Regions from separate parts of the Homo sapiens genome. Here region 1 is linked to region 2. A link is a contact called in ENCODE Hi-C or POLR2A ChIA-PET data. All regions are on one chromosome and are shown on one strand. Each heading gives the region's core, a stretch centred on a gene start or an enhancer-like site at or near the end of the contact. The rest is flanking DNA. Distances are from core to core; before and after follow the strand shown. Region 1 overlaps SULT4A1 (sulfotransferase family 4A member 1). Region 2 holds the start of LINC01639 (long intergenic non-protein coding RNA 1639).

Evidence for each region. Hi-C counts contacts between places; a loop is a spot of excess contacts on that map. ChIA-PET counts read pairs that join two places held with the same protein, here RNA polymerase II (POLR2A).
Region 1: a loop to region 2 is called in a map of posterior cingulate gyrus, with 2.3 times the contacts of the local background. The contact joins the enhancer-like site here to the promoter of LINC01639 in region 2. A Hi-C loop is called at or near these places in 2 of 168 maps with a recorded cell type or tissue (pancreas and posterior cingulate gyrus). POLR2A ChIA-PET finds 5 or more read pairs at or near these places in 1 of 52 experiments (A673).

The regions. Positions count from the first base shown.
Region 1 is chr22:43,846,075-43,851,031 of GRCh38, reverse strand. All of the region lies in intron 1 of SULT4A1 (sulfotransferase family 4A member 1), which reads left to right. Among named protein-coding and RNA genes, the nearest start is that of SULT4A1, 14 kb to the left of the region's middle. Within about 2 kb of position 2,556, at least 2 of the 41 ENCODE cell types and tissues checked have a DNase peak (open chromatin) inside an H3K27ac peak, as active enhancers do.
Region 2 is chr22:43,397,905-43,403,247 of GRCh38, reverse strand. LINC01639 (long intergenic non-protein coding RNA 1639) reads right to left here and starts at 2,917. Exons shown (of 4, transcript NR_146918.1): 1 at 2,794-2,917; 2 at 1,017-1,143.

The sequences.
Region 1 (4,957 bases), core at 1,307-3,806, 450 kb before region 2:
AGAGTACGGAAGAGAGAAAATTATTGAAGCTAGATTTTCAGAATGTTCAGAGCTCAATAAAAGACACCCCCAACCCTTGCCAACTGTCTGGCCTAGTGAATGAGTAAACTGGGGCAAAGGGAAGATCTCAAAGCTCCCACAGAGAGAAAAATGGGCCCCCAGGATCTCAGCGGCACCATCGGCAGTGAGAAGACAGGATGACGGAAAGCGATCTCCAGCCTGGGCTTCTGTACCCGACCAGACTGTCCCTCACATGGGAGGTGGATGTGGACGTTTGCAGTCACCTCAGTCTCACATGCCCAGGAAGCAGCCCGGGCACCTGCAGTCAGGGGACGTGGAGAAAGGACCAGTGCACCCAAGGTAGGGGGAGGTCCAGGAAGATCCTGTGCAGCCATGCCAGGCCGTTCACTCAGATGAGGGAGGGAGAGCAGAGGGAACAGGGGCATGTCCCCAAGCAGCAAACAGGATCGAGCGAACACCCACCCATGTCTCTGGCCACGTTGAGGCTTGTTAGAGTTGTGGAAGGAATGATTAATAGCAATATAGAAAATGAAATAAGCAAACTAAGGCAGTTACCTACTCTGGGAAAAGTGAAATAGAATACAGAAGAGGAAATGTAATCACTACATGGTGTACTTTGCATTAAACACCAAATTAAGCCTTGAATTAAATCCAAAATCGTGCTGCGACTGTATCGGCAGGAGGGAAGCTTGTGAGTAAGGGAACTTGGCTAAGTCCTCATCTTTCGTAGTCGAAAATCATTAGCCCATCTAAAATGTGCAGATCATAAAATAATGATATCAGTACACTTTTTGGAAATTTGAGGGTAAAAATAATCTACCAAAGGTCTCCTTCCGGGGAGTGGGATTAGAGGAGGAGAGAACCGTGGGTCTTTGTGCCTTACAGGACTGACTTTTTCAACTAGGTGCAGGTGAAGCCAGACATTTCCCGACTGCTTCGCAGGCGGGAGCTGGAGTACACGAGTGCTGGAGTCAGCTGGCTGCTCTGGCACTGGCAGGGGTGGACTCCACTCACTCAAACCTCCTTCGTTCCACCCTCCAGGGAGGGAGCACGCAGGTGAGCGAGGCAGGAACAAACTTTGTACCAGCCCCGCAGCAGCACCTGGGGTTCAGAGGAAGTTTTCCAGTGCTCTTTTAACCCAGCTGTCGGGGCTTAAGTGTTACCAGCTCAGTGGGCCCCTCTGCCTTTTCATGTGAGGCGGCTGCCTTCTGCCAGCGAGGGTTAAGGGTCAGTGTGACAGCCTTTTGCACCTGCACTCGTGGCACCCGAGTTCTTGTCTGGCATCCAGGAGGAATGAGGCTGCATGAACGAATTGAAGATGGTAAATGTGGGGGATTTTATTGCTGATGAAAGTGGCTCTCAGCGGGAAGGGGAGCTGAAAATGGGACTGAGTGGGAAGGTTATCTTCCCCTGGAGTCTGGCCATCCCTGGCCAGACTCTCCGAAGCTACACCATGAGCCTGTTCCTCTGAAGTCACACTGCTTCTGTCCGATGTCCAACCGTAGTCTCTGACGTCCAGTTACTTTTTCTCTCTCTGCTGGCTGAATTCTGGGGTTTTTATAAGCACAGGATTGGGGGCAGGGAGTGGTTTTGGAAGAGATAACATCTGAGCGGGAAAACGGGGATGTAAGCTGTCACTTTGGGTCTTGGTATCAGGCCTTTTGGCTTGAGGGTGGGACCCCTGCTGGGGACCTGCCGTCTTCTGCCCCATCTTTCCCTGCCCCCTGTCCCTATCACAGGTGCAACTGGTGAATCCTGTGAGTGAAAATCAGAGGGTTTCAGCCACAGGGTCCTAGTGGTTTCCAGGCCATTCTGATCAGTTCTGATGCTTTCTGTGAGTTCTGGTGGGAATTTTGATGGGCTCTGTGCCCGGTGTTGAGACAGGCCATGCCCTAGAGTCCTGGGGAGTTCCACCCCAGAACAGCAGTGGCCTCCCACAGGCCTCGACCCAAGTCCAGGTGTCACTGTGCACTGCTCGCTGCTGCAGGGGGTATTGATCGGTTTGCCACTCAGAAGTGATTGCAGTGGTGTCAGCAGAAGCACTTCTGTGAATTACTGCTTCCAGCCGACTTGCGAAGAGCTGCTGGAGAGCGTTTGGCTCGAGTCACTGGCCAGCAGGTGGCTCTGCCCTGTTGGCTCCCCTGGTTTCTGTTTGAAAGCTTGACTCTTCCCCACTCAGGGTGGATCTACTGGGGCCTGGGCTGGCTTCCAGCTGCCCAGCTGTGATGAGGAAGATTGGTGCCCTCCCAGGCCCCCACCTCGGCAGCGGTGTATTTGCCCTCACTGCTCTGCAAGGGGCCCAGTGTGGCCACAGCCCCATGCCCCCTGTTTGTCCCACAGCAACATGACAGGCCTCACTAGGACTCCTCCACCTCTCACTCCTGCCTTGGCCCCACCTGGCCCTGCTGGGAAGCGACTCCAGCTCCAGGCGTGGCCCCCACTTCCCAGTGCCTTGTTTCCCTGTCAGTAAGGGCAGTGCTTGTGGACCCTCCTGCTCGAGGCTAGTGGAGGGAACCACAGGGTTGGCTGTGGGCATTGCTTTGCCTGCTCCAGGTGTGTGGCTTCATCGGTAGGTCCCAGGAGGGTCCGGTCCTGTGCTGTGGATGAGGGTTGCCAGGTTTGCTGTGAGACTGTGGCGTGTCCTTGCACGGGAGCAGGCCCTGTTGCTGGTGCCCCATCTTGATTTCAGTTGCTGAGTTGACATTTGTTTATATTGATTCTCTTTGGGCCTCAGCAGGTCACTTTGTGGCCCTTCTGCGTGTCATCTCCTTTGACCCCAGCAGCTCTGTGAAGAAGGGAGGGGCATCACCACCTCCATTTTCTGGAAGGTGGCAGGGATGGTGTCATTCCTGGGACTCCTGGGCCAGCCTGGAGCCTGGCACATAGTGAGCCCTCTGCTGAGTGAATAAAAGGCTCGCTGGGTGGGTGGGGGTACCTGTGCTGGGGTCAGAGCGCCAGGCAGGAATTAGGAGGGTGGTGGCAAGGCGGGTGGAGGGGAGAGCAGCAGAAGAGGATTCTCCCTCAGTCTCCAGAAAGGGGCGCAGCCCTGCCCACACCTCGACTTTGGGACTTCTGGCCTCCAGAACTGTGAGAGAATACGTTTCTTTTGTTTTAAGGCACCACGTTTTGGGTGATCTCCAGCAGCACCCCAGGAAACTAAAACAGTGACTAAGACCAGTTCCCTGCCCTCACAGGGCTTGCCCCAGCCAGGCACAGCGTGACAGTGTGCTAGGACAGTGTCCAGGGCTCTGTGGGACCAGGCAGGGGCACCTGATCGAGAGGCGTGTTGTTAGGGAGGGCTTCCTGCGAGCAGTGACCCACAGAGCAAGCCCAAGCTGGCCAGGCAGAGGGCAGCCTGTTGAAGGCTTTGGGCCACTGGGGCGCTGGGCTTGGAAGGGGGTGGGAGGCTGGCCAGAGAAGAGGGGGTGGGTGGAGGGCTGGCAGGGCCACATCACTGGGACCTCAGGAGCCCCTGGGTGCAGATGGCCACAGCAAGGGTGGGTGGAGGGGCTGTGCAGGGCTCATGCCCATGCCCAAGGGCACCACCAGGAGCATGGAGAGAGACCAGTGGGAGGAGTGCTGGGTGCCACAGCTTGGCGTCTGGCAGAGGGCCTTGCAGAGCTAGGGCTGTCTTCAAAGCTGGGTTTGATCTTTGGTTCCAAGTGCTTAGAAGTGTGCCTGGAATGGGGTAAGTGACCAGATAGTATAATGACCATTTTTCTTTGATCATGTTATCACATCTTGCCAGCTGGCTTTATGCCCTAGGAAGGCCGGGGCCTGTTCCCTGCGTGTTTCGTGGTGTGTGTTCTCGGTGCCCCTCCCTCCCTGATGCCCACGTTGACCTGCTGTTGAATTCTCCTGGAAGCTGGAAAACGTAAGGTCAGGAGGTGTTCAACCAGGAAATTGATGTGGCAGGCTGGAGAGAAGGGCCACGGGGACAGGGCCGGGTGGACCTGACGAGTCAAGAGCTTCCTTTGGCTGATATTCTGGCATAAATATTTAATGGGGGTGAGGACGGGACTTGTGGAACTGAAGTGGCCGATATTGATGTAAGAAGACTTTAACGTGCAGAGAAGGTCTGTCTGGGTCGTTGGCCTGCGGGGCTGCACGGGTGGGGAACGTGAAAAATAGGTGATGAAAATGTCACTGGGAGAGGCCCATTTCAGGGACGCTGCCCACAGTCTGATTTCTAAGGACAAAGACCCCCTCACTGCAGCTGTCCTGAGCTGCTGGGTGGATGGTCCTCACCAGGAGGAACAGGCAAGGCAGCCACACCCTGGTTCTATAACCCTTGGCACATTTTGGCCTTAGCCTCGTCTGCCATGAGGATGGTGGTACTTCCTACTCAGGTTGGTGGGAGAGTCCATGGGCTGAGAAGTTCTTTGTGTGTATTGAAAAGAGCTTGTTTTCCATCACCAAGCCAGACCACTTCCTTCCTTCAGTGCCTTTGCTCCAAAGCTCCCTCCTCCAGGAAGTCTTCCTTGATCAACACATCCCCTTCTGATTACTCAGTGTCTATGCAGCAACCAGCGTTTGTCGGTCCACTCAGGAAATATGAATTGAGCATGGCCACATGCTGGCTCTCCTGGTGCAGCAAAGAACAAGACAAAACAGCCTCTGTCCTTAAGGTGGAAAGAGGAGAGAGCATGTAAAAGAATTTGCAGGCTTTTTCTGGGCAGGTAGATAGCACATTGGAATCGCATGACAGGGCGAGGGACGGGAGTTAGTCCCACAGCTAGTGAAGGAGACTGTGCTGACTGAGCGGCATCTGAGCAGGCGCAGGGAGGAGTCAGGGAGTGAGGAGGCTCCAGGCAGGGACACCAGTGTCGGCAGCCTGGGGAAGGGCCGGTTGGGCTCAGAGGCTGGAGGGAGCTCAGGGGAGAGCCAGGTGGTGAGGGAGTGGAACATGGTGAAGGCCTTGCGTTGACTCTGTGGG
Region 2 (5,343 bases), core at 1,668-4,167:
CATACCACTGCACTCCAGCCTGGGCAACAGAGTGAGACTCTGTCTCAAAAAAAAAAAAAAAAGAATAAAGTTAGACCTGGTGGGGACCTCAGTGCCCTTCTCCAACCCCACTCTATTCCTCCACTGTACAAATAGGAAAACTGAGACCCATGCTGAAGAAGAAGGAAGTGTAGGAGAGGAAATATTCTCTCCTCAGATTCCAGGAAAGGATAAATGGCTCCTGAAGAGGAGGTCAAGGTGTGAGGGCAAGACTAAAAAGAAACTTTTATGTTTTCTGTCCAGGATTGTTAATGCCTATTACCTGAGGCTGCAGAGGCTGCTGATAAACTTTACTATCTAATTCATCAGGAAAGAATCTATTTTGCCAATGAGTCAAGTGAGGTCAGAGGCACTGAATGACTTGGCCAAGGGTGCATTGCAACCCTGCCCAGATCTGCATGACCCCAACCTCCACATACTTCCACTCCCTGACACCACTCTGCAGGCAGCAGAGGGGAGGAGAAAGGTATGTGTGCATGTGCAGTCCCCAGGCCATCACCCAAGGGGACAGCGCTCAGCCTCCCTCCTGACTCCCATCCCTATACTCCCCTGACCACCCTGACCCTGCAAACCACTCACAGAGATCAAAGCTGCTATGTTTGAGCATCCCCCTTGAGCTGGTCACTCTGCACAAATTATGCATTTAATCCTCATAACCACCAGGAAAGATGGCAGTATTATCTCCAGTTTACAGATGACAAAATTGGGCTGGAAGAATGGACTTACCCAAGGTCACACCTTGAGTCTCTGGTAGGGCTGGAGTGGCACCCAGTTCTAGTGCCACTAGCAAAAGAAAAAGCCCAGGCAGGGGCAGTGCAGAAACTACTCAAACTCTATACCTCCCACTGTGTGTCCACAGCAGACATCACTAATCAATCACAGAACTCTTTCCTATTAAACTAGAATCCTTGCACAGGGCTCCAGGCAGCCATTCTGAGGGCTTGGCCCTAGAAACAATATCCACTCGCCACTCCTACCTGGGCCAAGGTCCTCTTGGAGCAGTCTGAACATTCCACTCCTGCCCTTGCACTCTTATTCAGCTGTGACAGACCAGAAACTGGCCCAGAATCCCAGAGTATTAGACTGGAAGGAACTTTAGGCAATCTGTGGGCATATAAGTGAACAAAGAGGTGAACTGACCCATGCATACAGCAAACTGGTAAAGCAGCCTCCGCACCAGGCCAGGCCTGGAGTTCCTGCTCCCTGTCCCCACCCCAGTGTCCACCACTCAGTTTCCCCAAAATGCAATGGAGCCCTGGGGACTGCCAGCCTTGCAGGGTGCCCCCAGAACCTGTGCCCCACAGGCAAAATGGCAGCTGGAAGTTTGGATGGTTATCTCAAAGCTTGCCACAGAAGCTGGTATCTCCCTGTGAAAGACCCACTGGGCTCCCAGAGGCAATTACGTCCCTGTAGGGCTGGGTCTGGAGCTGACCAGGGCCACACTGTGGTCCAGCAGGGCTCTGCCACCTCCACACTGCCATCTCTCCCCAGACCTTCCTCTCCTCACAGCTCGTGGGGTCTCCAGTTCTCTGCCTTGAAGACAAGCATACTTTGTATCTCACTGAACCAAGGAAACCCTCACCAGCCTAAACCCTAAGCTGCAGCCCTTCCTGAAACTCCTCTCTCCCCTCCAGTGTCTGCCTCCCTCAAGAGCCCTCTACTTGGTACCCCACTTCTCCACACCTTCAGGTACGCCCGGTGCACCCACCCCTCTCCATCTGCATTCATACTTGCTCGCATCAACTGACCTAAGAAACAGGCCTCTGTCCCTCCCACCTCACCCTCCTACTCCTGCCCCATCTCATCCACCTCCTCAACTGAGTTTCCTTAAACAGCCATCGCAGGTGCCCTCTCTGCTTCCCTGCCTCCTCAGGCCAGGCCAGGGCCACCAACGTTCTCCCTGGTGTCTAGTGTGGTCTTGCTCAGACCTCATCCTGCTCACTCCTGGCATATGGGCCCCTCCCCCACTCTCAGCCGCCCGGCTGTGGCCCTCAAGTCTCCATGGTCTGGTCCCAGAGTCCAGCCTCATCCAGATGCACTGACCAACTTTCTTCTCCTGCCCTGGGACTCCATGCTGGCTCAGTCCTCTGCACCCTTGATAAACAATCACAGCAGCAATAACAAAGATACTGCTTCTCTAGAACGAACATGGGCCCATCACTGAGCTGAGCATGAATTAGCCAGTTCCGTCTTCCATCAAACCTATTGATTTGTTGACTCCAGAAAAATTCAGTGAATGCCTACTCTGTGCCACTCACTACTCTCAGCACTGGGGATACAATAATGTAATGATGGTATTGTTCCAATTGCACAACTGTGGAAACTGAGGCCCAGAGAGGCTAAGTGACCTGCCTGGGCTCACACAACCACGAGGTGGGTTCCAAATCCTACACCCGCACACACACCCGTGCCATGGCCTCCCTGTGGGCCACACACTCCAGAACCCTGCCCCCATCCCCCACTCCTCTGTCGCCCCTGGAGCCCAGCATCCTCAGTGCTTTGTTCTCTCCAGAAGCCCCCTCCCACCACCGCCACCACCCGCCGCCAGCCCGGCTGCTGCCTCCCTGGGAGCTGCTGCCAAGCCGTCAGCTCCTGTCATCACCCCAAGGCAGCCAGAGGGAGCACCAGCAGCAGCTTTGGCACACGCCACCTCCGGCCGCTCCACAGCCACCAGGCCAGCAGGATGGGCGCCCCTCCCGCAGCCATGCCATGGGAGTATCAGTGCAGGGGGATCCAGCCCTCCCCATTACAAACCAAGAAACCGACGCTGGAGAAGAAACTCTGAAGTTCAGCCAGGCCTCCGGTGACAGTGGCTAAATTTGTAAAATCAACCCATCGTGGTGATGATCCAAAGTCTCTGGAAGGCAGTCCCTCTGCTGGCATAGTCCCCTGTTCAACCTGCCACCAGCCTCTGGGAGCTCAGTGGGGTGGGGCACTTCCTCAGAGGAGGGTTCTGACCTCCGCTCAGGTCAAAGTTCCCTCTCAGGTGCCCATGGCACCCACCCCAGGTGCTCCGCCAATAGTCAGCCCTGGGGTCACCCAGCCCTGAGGTCATCCAGCCCTGAGGTCACCCAGCCTTGAAGTCACCCAGCCCTGAGATCACCCAGCCCTGAGGTCACCCAGCCCTGAGGTCATCCAGCCCTGGGGTCGCCCAGCCCCAGCTCCCAGGTGACCTCCGTGGAATCACTCCTGTCCCCTCCCCTTCCTCCTGGTCAGGCAGGTGACCGCGGACGAGGTGTGGACTCAGGTCCTGTCCTTGCCTGCCTTCCTGCTATCCCTCCTGGGGGAGGAAGCCCTGGGAGGGAGGCGGGCGCCCTGCTGGGGCCACATGGGGACCGAGGAGCACACGTGGCCAGGCCCGACCACCACGAGACTGTGCGGGCCGCCTGGGGCTCCCCCACAGGCGGGGAAGGCACCCCCGCTGCGTGACTCTCTCGGCTGCCACAGGAACCTCGTCCGAGGAGTTTAAGGAAAAAGGTTGTCCTCTGAGGGGGCCATAGGTTGAAGGAAGGGGCAAGAAGGCAGTGTGTGGAACAGACAGGCCCACGCGGCTCCCAAGTCGCTGCCACCTCCAGGCTCCAGGTCTCCTCCCCGGGTTCAGAATCACAGGAGAGAATCCCATTGGGTTTCACTTGGGTCACGTGTCCAGCCTGGACCAATCAGCCATGGCAGGGGTGGGGCCATCTGGAGGGAGTCTGGCCAGTCCCAGAGAAGAAAGAGCCTGTGGGCGAGGCAGTCACCGACACGCAGCTTCCCATTTTACAGGAGGGAGGTGGACAGGCCCCCAAGGAAAGATCCCTGGGCACTGTGTCCTTGCGTCTCTGGATCAACCCAGACAAAGGCCCTGCAGTGGGAGGGAGCCACGTGTGCCCTGGTGAAGAGGAGGAAGAAGAGGTGTGGTAGGTCCCCAGTGGAGGTGTGTACCAGGTGTGCCCTGGTGGAGAGGAAGTAGGGTAATGTCCCAATGGAGAGGACCCCCGAGGCGGCCGACGGACTTCGGTCCATGCAGCAAGACAGACATGAGAGACCCCTGTTTCCAACAATGACACTGGTAATAGGAGCCCAGGAGATGACTGGGAGGAGGGAGGGAGTGGACAGGGAGAGATAGAGGGTGAGCAGCTGAACCCAGGCCACTGAGGACAGGTAGAGGGAGAGGAGCCACCGGCCTGGGCTCCTCCAGGACACCCAGTGGGGCTCGCTGGGTGACATGGGGGGATCGAGGGCAGGAAGCCAGCTAGGGGGAGGATGAAGAGTTCAGTTGGAAACACTTGAGCATGAGGTTCTGTGGGGTACACAAGAGAGCTGGCTAGAGGGCAGGGGCCACAAGGAGAGAGGCCTGAGCTTTGATCGGGGACTTAGGGGTGACTGGCAGTGACACAGGTGGCCCAGGAGGCCACGGGAGTAGTCAGGATCTTATAGGAAATGGCCAGAAGAGAGGGGGCCAGGACTGGGTCCTGAGGAACCCAAAATCCAGGAGAAGGGTGCAGAGGAAGGAGTGCGGGGAGAGCAGGGAGGGGTGAGACCAGATCCTGTAGGAGAACTTGGACTTAGCAATGGGATGCCATAGGGGACCTTGAGGAGAGGGTCCCCATGGGGGCTAGGATGATGGTGATAAGAAGGGGAGACATCCCCCGAAAAACGAGGCATCTCCCTATGCCTCTGAGTCTCCAGCACTCGGGAGCGATCCTCCATTATGTTGAGAATAATGACTCCAGTGTCCATCGGGGGCAGAGGTTTCCTTGGCTAGAAGAGACCACTGTCTGAAATGTGTTGGGAAATGGCTGTGCTGTGTTCCCAGGGCCACCTAGCAAAGCCAAGGTCATCCACATTTGACAGATGGAAAATGAGGGGAAGCAGCTCATCCAAGGGGCACATCCATGGCAGAGCTGGGACCAGGATCAGGACCTTGGTGTCCAGCCTCTCTTCCTGGCCCTGACCACATCCCAACTGCTACTTCCAGTGAATGTCATGGCCATAGTGGGGGAGACTGGTTAGACTTCCTCTCCTCAGGCCTTGGCCCTCCTTCCAGGGGCCTGAGCCAGACCTCTGCTTGACCATGATGCCCTCTTTAGCCCGGCCTGGGGAGGCCAGGAAGAGCCCAGCCTGCAGGTGCCCCAGCTCTCACATGGAGGCCTCAGGTGGGGTCAGCTCCTGCCAAGCCCCGGATGTCCTGGGCAGATGCCCACTCTGGTCACCACCAGCAAATGAACTCCAGAGAACAGCAACCACACTCACTAGCAAGCCAACACCAGCAACCCCACATACCAGCAACCCCGCACACCAGCAGCCCCGCACACCGGCAGC